2 separate regions of the Mus musculus genome follow, and region 1 is linked to region 2. The links are chromatin loops, found by intact Hi-C in ENCODE. Cell type or tissue: left cerebral cortex. All regions are shown on one strand. Links, peaks and the distances in the headings refer to the core of each region. The heading gives the core; the rest is flanking DNA.

The links. A loop is a pair of places that touch in the nucleus more often than their neighbours do. Peaks named below come from ENCODE experiments on the same cell type or tissue, not always from the same donor. Only the 100,000 strongest peaks of a DNase experiment are listed, where the experiment ranks them.
Region 1: it touches region 2 in a loop (2.5-fold over the local background); 1 of 42 quality-filtered maps calls a loop at or near these places.

What each region holds. Positions count from the first base shown.
Region 1 is chr19:6,041,656-6,046,238 of GRCm38, forward strand. It overlaps the pseudogene Gm8034. Among named protein-coding and RNA genes, the nearest start is that of Syvn1, 2.6 kb to the right of the region's middle. In left cerebral cortex, for the core only: a CTCF peak has its summit at 2,623; no DNase peak of the experiment used is centred there.
Region 2 is chr19:5,784,268-5,788,850 of GRCm38, forward strand. No RefSeq gene overlaps it. Among named protein-coding and RNA genes, the nearest start is that of Scyl1, 15 kb to the left of the region's middle. In left cerebral cortex, for the core only: CTCF peaks have their summits at 2,333 (motif pointing left) and 2,974 (motif pointing right); DNase peaks (open chromatin) are centred at 2,350 and 2,980; H3K27ac peaks cover 397 bases.

The DNA of each region.
Region 1 (4,583 bases), core at 1,138-3,637, 260 kb after region 2:
GCTGCTACTGTCCAAAGGGTGCTCTAAAGCACTGAGCTGCTCTCAGCTTGTGACGTGACTTTAACACTGGTGCTGTTCTTTACTCAGAATCCTATTTGTTGGTTTTGTTTGAAAACAAACCAAACCAAGCCCATTGTGGTCCCTATTTTGAGCTCAGGGTCTGTGTAGGGTAGTCTGAGGGCCGTAGCCAAGTCCAGCACGTTTGCAGCTCCCGTGATGCAGTCTGACAATTAGCATCTGAGCAGCATGGGCTTTCCAGTGATGCCGCTGTCAGGAGCCTCGCGTGCTCCAGTGAGCACGGCTCCCCCGACACGCTCCTGCAAGTTACCCCAATAAACTCACTGGCTCAAACTGGATTGGGTGGGAATTGTTTCTTTGCTCCATGGCTACCCCACCTGGGGTGAACAGGCATGTCCATGCCTCTCCCTAGGAAAAACAGCATAGCAAATCAAGTTGAGTCTAGGAAAGGAGACGGTTGCACTCGGCCTGGTGTGAGAGGACAATAGTCTGTGTAGGTGCAGCTGTGGAGGAGATGGCAAAGAAAATGAGACTACGGAAGCTGAGGCAGTGGGATCAAAAGAACGTCCTCTCTTGCCAAACCTCACTGTTCCCACTCCTGCCTCCCACCCCACCAGGCTCTATTCCCACAGAGGCACTGGAGAGATCCCACTAGACCTAAGTCAAGCATCACCCTCACACCCTCCGGTGGGCCCTCATGCTTCACAGTACAGGCCCACGATGTAACCCGGGACTGAGCCCTCACCTATCAGCCACTCTTCACTAGTTCCTCTCTAAGCGTCCAAAACCCCGCACCTGCGTCCCTGCTGCTGGAGCTCTGCCCAGCCACTCATCCGCTGCACCTTCTCAGGGTTTGCCGGTCTCTCCCCAGTGTTACCTCCTCACTGAAGCTTACCCTGTGCTCACTGATCACCCTGAAGCCAGCACCTCCAGATGCCTGGTACCCTTTCCATTTTTCTATGTGTGATCTGAGTGCCTATGCCCTTGTGAATACATGGAGACCAGAGATCGTGTCCTACTCTGTAACTCTGCACCCTATTCTCTCGAGACATGGGGCTTTCAAGGAGCCTGAGCAAGGCTGGTGGCCCATGAGCCTTCTCTCTCTGTCTTCCGCGGCAGGAGGAGTATCGGCTTGTGACTGCAACCGATTTGTTCTTTGAGGATTTGAACTTGGGTCCTCATGCTGGGACAGCACACACAGTTACTTCCCGACGCTTCTCTCAACTCTCCAGTAGTCTTTCTTTCCTTTTTCTCTTTCTTTTTTTTGGGGTGGGGTGGGGTAGGGCATGGTTTCTCTGTGTCTCTGTTTCTTCCTGTCTTGGAATTCATTCTGTAGAACAGGTTGGCCTTGAACTCAGAAATCTGCTTGCCTCTACCCCCAATTTTCTGGGATTAAAGGCATATGCCACACCTGACCAGTAGTAGCATTTCTTACCTTCCAGTTTTTAGGTAATTCACTAATATTGCTAACATTAAGTTGCCCCATTGAACATTTGATTGTCCTGCTTCAGCATTTAAGGGGAGCTGGAATAAAATGCTGTACTGTCACACCTGGCATTGGTTGTGAAAGACTCCAAAAGGAGCCCCTTGCTCAGGCCTCAGGACAATAGCGAACACCCAAGAACTCACGACAGACCGAGCTTGTTGCAAACCACCTGAGGCTTTATTCGGGGAAAACCAGAGCTCTGGGGACGACTCATATCCCACGACTCATATCCCACGCAGGGGTAGAGGAGTCGACCTCGAGGGGAAAGGGGTCCCAGTTTTTATAGGCCCTCAGGGGGGAAAGGAGAAGGGGGGGGGGAGTAGGGGATTTCCAGATCTAAACAATGTCTATTCTCAAGAAATGGGTATGGGAGAGGTACAAGGAAAGAGGCTGGTGTAGGTGTAGCAACTCCGGATTGGCCCGGCTGTGGTTGCTGGGTTGATTTTCTGACTCTTTCTCAGCAACCAATATCACAAACACCTGGCAATGGGCTTCATCAGTGGGCACACACATGGGTCAAGGAACGGTCAAAACATTGGCAGACACACAGGTTCAAGGAGTGGCCAGAGCATTGTGCACCTCTATTTTTCTAAATCAGTGAAGCTACTTCTGCTAACACTGACATCTATCTTGCCAATTTCAGGGCTTCTGTGTCCTTTTACATTCTGTCAGGATCTTTCAGTTGTTTTGTTGTTGTTTCTTTTTTTTTTTTTGTTTTGTTTTTCAAGACAGGGTTTCTCTGTGTAGCCTTGGCTGTCCTGGAACTCACTCTGTACACCAGGCTGGCTTCGAACTCAGAAATCCACCTGCTTAGCCGGGTGTGGTGGTGCACGCCTTTAATCCCAGCACTTAGGAAGCAGAGGCAGGCAGATGTCTGAGTTCGAGGCCAGCCTGGTCTACAGAGTGAGTTCTAGGACAGCCAGGGCTATACAGAGAAACCCTGTCTCAGAAAACCAAAACCCAAAAAAAGAAAGAAAGAAAGAAAGAAAGAAAGAAAGAAAGAAAGAAAGGAAGGAAGAGAGAGAGAGAGAAAGAAAGAAAGAAAGAGAGAGAGAAATCCGCCTGCCTCTTGACATTGTTTTTAAAATTACATTTGTATGCGAGTCTGCTCATATATATGGGAAGAGCACCCTCTAGCTGAGAAATGATTAAATAGGTTGTAGAGGCCAGAGAAGTTTGTTATGAGTCAGTTGTCTCCTTCCACCATATGGGTCCTGGTGATTGCTCTTCTCATTAGACTGCCCAACCCCCGATTTTTTTGTTTTGTTTTGTTTTCTTTTTTTGCCACGAGGTGTTTTTATTTTCATCAATCATACAAATAATTTTCTATAATATCCCAGGGCAAACCGGTGAAATTTGGCAGACCGATTAGCGGAGGGGTCCCCTTCAGAGACCCGTGGGCCGGTGGCATCGGCTCGGAGTGCCCAGGTTTCACAGTGCAGCTTGTGGCTCGGGTCCATCTTACAGGTGGCTCTTCCTCCAAATCACGAGGGGGTGGGGTGGGGTGGGATGGGGAAGTCTTCCTAGGCTTTTAGGAGATTTCACTCCTCTTTTCCTGTTCAGTGGTCTCTTTGGTCGGCAGGGTGTTCTCCTGCGTCTCGGTTTTCTTCAGCTTGCCCTTATTGAAGCTGGCGATTTCCCCTATGTCCGGCTTGTCTGCCATTTTCTTACAACTCGTGGATTCTCCTTCCAAGCTTGCGCTCCAGGTGCTCCCACTCTCGTTGCTGCAGCAAGAGACCTTATTTTGTTTTTCGAGACAGGGTTTCTCTGTGTAGCCCTGGCTGTCCTAGAACTCACTCTGTAGACCAGGCTGGCCTCGAACTCAGAAATCCGCCTGCCTCTGCCTCCCGAGTGCTGGGATTAAAGGTAGGCGCCACCACGCCCAGCTTTTTTTTTTTTAGATAGGATCTCACTCTATAGCTGTACGCTGGCCTCAGATTTATGATGCTCTTCCTGCCTCAGTCTCCCAATTTTCTGGGATTGTAGGAGTGGGCCACTATGCTCTGCTCACTACATGATTTCAGAGGTTGAGTAGACCTGAACTGAAGACCAGACAAGGGAGCCCTCCCTCGACATCTTGGGGCCAGGGAAGTTGAAGCCATAGGATCAGAGGAAATGTGGCAAGAAAAAAGGCCAACATGGACACAGAACTTAAATAAAAACAGACAGAGGAAGTAAGACAGATATATACCTGGGGGAGAGGAGGGATTGCCACAAAATGTAGGAGATTTTCAAGAATGGGGGAGGATGAGTGTGTAGGGTTAAAGGTAGCCAGTAGAAGTTCATAGCTAGCCTTATGGAGGAAGGAAAGGGGAGCCATCTCGGGATGTTAACTGTTAAAGACAACAGGTGGTGGTGAAGATGGCTGAGACCAAGAGCACAGGGCTGAGGGGCAGACAGGCACTGACACTGCTACCCTTTAATACAGTTCCTCCTGTTGTGATCCCCAACCATAATTACTTCGTTGCTACTTCATAACTGTAATTTTGCTAGTTATGAATTGTAAGTAAACGTCTGATATGCAGGATATCTCATTTGTGACCCCTGTGTAACGGTTTGATTCCCAAAGGGCTTACGACTCACAGGTTGAGAGCCAGCCACTGCCTTAAAGTCGTCTAGAATCAGTTTTCTTTCTTTTTTGACAGACAAGATGTTTAATTCCGTTGTACTGAAGGAAAGCCATTTTATGTATTTTTCTTAAGTGCTCTATCAGTAATGACAATTCTGAAAGCCCCTGTGTTATATTTTAACAACACAGTCACCTCCGGTTCTGTATTCACTGTCCGTGTTGTGACTCCCACAGTATAAATTCCTCCAGTTGATCTTCATGAATTCTTATATTTGATCCCCCCCCCCCTTAGGCCTCTGAATTCCGAGTGAGTCCGAGTTAAAAATGGGAGGAGCACCCTCTAGCTGATAAACCTGGGTAATGAGGTGTCCGCTTTCAGTTTCCATTCTGTACGCGACTATACTGCTTGTGTGAGCCCTAACAGACAGAATCAGCTCAGAACAAAGGGTCTGGCTATCTCCCAGGGATGAACACGCACGCCGACTGAGCTTTTGGGGTGTTGAAAAGTCA
Region 2 (4,583 bases), core at 835-3,334:
ATATTTAACTGTGTTTAATTTTGTTTGTGTTGGCTTGGTTTTTTGGATTTTCAGGACCTAGCACTGGCTGTCCTGTAGACCAGGCTGGCCTTGTACTCAAAGAGATCCACCTCCCTGCTTCCTGAGTGCTGGGGTTAAAGGTGTGTGCCACCACTATGTGGCTCAATTTTTCATACACTCTATTTAATCATATTCTTTCTCCTCGAGTCCTCATAGATACCCCCCCCACCCATCTCCCTACTCATCCAACTTCAAGTTATTTCTCTCGGGAAAAGGAAAAATAAAGAAAAACAAGAACAAAACAAAAACCTGTGCCGGTTGGTGGTGGGGAGACAGGCAGATCTCTGAGTTTGAGGCCAGCCTGGTCTACAAAGTGAGTTCCAGGACAGCCAGGGCTATATAGAGAAACCCTGTCTAGAAAAACAAAACAAAACAAAACAACAAAACAAAACAAAACAAAACAAACAAAAAAAACAAAGACAAAAAACACCAGACCATAACAACAACAAAACTCTCCAGCTTGGGTGGAATCATTCCTTCAGTCATTGTCCTGTCTGTCTGGGGTGGATAGAGTCCCCAGGAACAGTCATGGACACCAGGCTTGCCCTGGTGGCTCAGGAGAGAGAGTGGGATCCAGTGTGCCTCTCCTCTCCTTTCCAACCCCTTTTCTGAGAGTGTGTCAGCTGCTAGTGGGCTTTCTTTCTTGGTGAGAAGACTGAAGGTTCGGAAGAGCCAAAAGGGGGTGCAGAGAACAAAGGTGGGTAATGGGGGGCTAGAGTATGCTCATTGTGCAGAAAAGGGTGTCAGGGAACTGACTGGGCGCTCTACCCACTGGGCACTGGCAGTGGTCTGTGGTAAGAGGGAGGCTGTCAGCAGAGGGCTTTTGAGCTGGCTTCAGGCCAAGGCAGGACACCTTGAGGCCATCTCAGACCCTACAAGCTCTTCCCCATCCAATCCCCAACCCAGCTCTTTCCACTGCGTATCTCTAGATCCCTCTAAACCACATAGCTTTGCCCATCTCTAGTTCACCAACACTTCTTCCCACGCTCCAAGCAGGACTTAAGTATGTGTTCCGGGACCCAGTCACCAGCCCGACTTCACTGACTCTCCACCCCCTTGCCGTCACTTACCTGAACATCTTCAGTGATGGCCCCATCTTTACCCTCAGTAACAGCACCGCAGCCAATCATTGACACTTCCAATTTCCAAAGCAGCCCTCCAACGACCTGCTTCCTGCATCATGATATTAACTTTTCCCAACCCACCTCCTTTCCCCCCACCTCTCTCCTGACCCCGCCTCCCTCCCCCCTCCCCACCTCTCTCCTGGCAGGACTGCCCTGCACAGCTGAGTTCTGGCTCAGCCCAATGTGCCCCACAATTCCATTTGTTCCAGATTGTGTTGTGTTTAATAAGCAATGTGTTCTTGCTTGAAAACAATGTCAAAACAGCGTATGTAGCAGCAAATTTATCCTGTGTGTTTCTTGGTTTAAAAAAAGGCATATAATGTGCCAAACTATTTTTGCAACCTGTTTCCTAAGTCCAAAACCATTCTTTTCACCCTTTTTTTTTTTTCTTTTTTAAGGATCCATTTGGGGGTTGGGGGGCTGAAGAAACAGGTCCGTGGATAAAAGAATTAGTTGCTCTTCCAGAGTCCTGAGTTCAAGCCCCAGCAACCACAAGCATTCATCATGGGATCTGGCTCATATACATAAAACACATAAATATTTTTGGTTTCCTGAGACAGGGTTTCTCTGTATAGCCCTGGCTGTCCTGGAACTCACCCTGTAGACCAGGCTAACCTCAAACTCAGAAATCTGCCTGCCTCTGCCTCCCCAGTGCTGGGATTAAAGGCGTGCGCCACCACCAACCGGCCACATAAATCTTTTTTTTTTTTAATATTTATTTATTACATGTAATTACACTGTAGCTGTCTTCAGACACTCCAGAAGAGGGCATCAGATTTCGTTACGGATGGTTGTGAGCCACCATGTGGTTGCTGGGATTTGAACTCAGGACCTTCGGAAGAGCAGTCGGCGCTCTTAACCGCTAAGCCATCTCACCAGCCCAAATCTTTTTAAAAAGAGATTTGTTTTTAGCAATCTTGGTGGTGCAGGCCTTTAATCCCAGCACTCCAGAGGCAAAGATGAGTGATGCTGAGTTTGAGGTCAGCCTGGGCAAAAAAAATAAAACAATAACAAAATTATTTATGCTTGGTTCATAACACACACACACACACACACACACACGTACTTAGTAACTTATTTGCCTTTGGTTGTTCAGAGTAGAAGAGTCAGGTAGTGACAACTTGGGCATCACGCGCCCTCTAGTGGACCTCAGTGGTAGTGACTTTCAGCCTCCCCAAGGCTGCCGGGCTCCTCAGGCCTGTACTCCAGACCCAGCTTCAGGGAACTGAGCTGGTTGGGAGAAGGCCCTGAACCCTCAACTCTCTTACTCACCGGCTTTGGACGCCCCCGTGCTCTGCTGGGCTTCCCTTCCTCTGATGCAAACAGTCCTTGTTACTTCCTGCTTGCTAAGGATGAAGAAAGACACCAAGTGGGAAGCTGATAGCACAGGCCAACCCCACAGCTTTTATGGGGTTCTTGGCCTTCTCTGCTTCCACTCGGGGGATCTGTGGCTCTTCTGTGCTCTGGTCAGCCTTGGCTCGCAGGCATTTTTTGACCCTCGGCTGTCAGCTTCACCACTGTCGTGCTTGACTTATTCAGTTTCTTCTTTAAACATTTATATGAGTGCACTGTAGCTGCCTTCAGCCACACCAGAAGAGGGCATCAGATGGTTGTGAGCCACCGTGTGGTTGCTGGGAATTGAACTCAGGACCTCTGGAAGAGCAGCCCGTGCTCTTAACCACTGAGCCATCTCTCCAGCCGGATTTATTCATTTTTATTTTACGTGTATGAGTGTATTGCCTCCTTGTGTGTCTGTGCACCACGCACAAGCAGTACCTGAGAAGGCCAGAAGAGGGCATCAGATAGCCAGTTACAGATTCTTGTGAGCTGACTCCTGGGTGCTGGGTATGAACCTAGATCCTCTGCTGCGAGCAAAAGAGCTCGCTGTTAACCACTGAGCTATTTCTGTAGTTCCCACCCCCTGCCAAATGAGGCCTGGCAGGGCATGTTTGTAATCCGAGAGCTCAAAGCAGCAGGACCATGGCTTCTAGCTAGCCTTGGCGTTCCAGTTCCTAGTACTGTGATAAAGACCCAGACTAAAAGCAGTGTAGGGAGGAAAGAGTTATTTATACTTGTGTGTCACAGTCCATCATGGAGGGAAGCCCAGGCAGGAAGCTGGAGGTAGCAGCTGAGGCAGAGAAGATGGAGGATGCTCACCGGCTTGCTCTCAATGGCTTGCTCAGCTTGTGGTTTTTGCAGTGCAGACAATCTGCCCATCAAACAACTGCCCTCATAGAGTGGCCTAGAAGCCAATCTGATGGAGATATCTTCTCAATTGAAGTTCCCTCCTCCCAGATGACTCTAGCTTGTGTCAAACTGGCAAAAAACAAAAACCTAACCAATATGCTCAGCTATGTGGTGAGTGAGTTCTACCGGCCTCACCTCTGCAAACCAACAAACAAACAAACACATTCCTTCTAAGCCAGGCACAGTGACACCTGCTGCAATCCCAGATACTCAGGAAGCTGAGGCCCAAGGTTCCCTTTAGCCCAAGAACTTCAGACCAGTCTGAGCAATATATGGATACCAAACCTTAAAAAAGAAATAGGAAAAAGCTTGCTGGGTTTGGGGAGCTCGGTTGATAAAGGGCTTGCCTTGTAAGCTCAAGGACCCGAGTTACATACCCAGACCTCACACGCAGTCTCAGTGCCCGGGAGGCAGAGACAAGCAGATCCTCGGAGCTCCCTTCCAGCCAGCTCAATCCAGGCCTAGCTCAGAAAAGAAGCTAACAGTTGTTCCTGGGGTATAACAAAGTCGCTCTCTGGCCACACATGCACACGCACACAGCAGCCTGGGATGTAGGTCAGTTGGCAGTGTGAGACTAACATGTGCAGTGTCACCCTCAAACAAAGCATGGTGGCACAAGCCAGCCTATAATCCCAGGTCTGAGGAAGAGGAAACAAGAGGATGGGGAGTCTGGGGCAAGCTGGGGCTGTCTCAAACGTAATAATAAGGCCGGGCGTGGTGGCACACGCCTTTAATCCCAGCACTCGGGAGGCAGAGGCAGGCGGGTTTCTGAGTTCGAGTCCAGCCTGGACTGCAAAGTGAGTTTCAGGACAGCCAGGGCTATACAGAGAAACCCTGTCTCAAAAAACCAAAAAAAAGGTGGTCATGCATGTGTGAAGACTGGAGTTTGGATTCCCACTAAAGGATGAAGTGTGAGTCAGGGTTCTCTAAAGGGAAAGAGCATATAGAATGACTATATATATTACAAGGGGGTTTATTGGGTGGTTTGCAGGCTATGTTATACTAATCAGCAATGGCTGACTCCTCATGGAAAAACAAAGAATCTGGTGGTCGTTCATTCCAGGACACGGGGTATCCGTGGTCTCAGTCCGGTGCCAGAGTCCCAGAGAATCCTGGAGTGCTGCTGGTCTGAGTGAGGACCCAGAAGAGCAG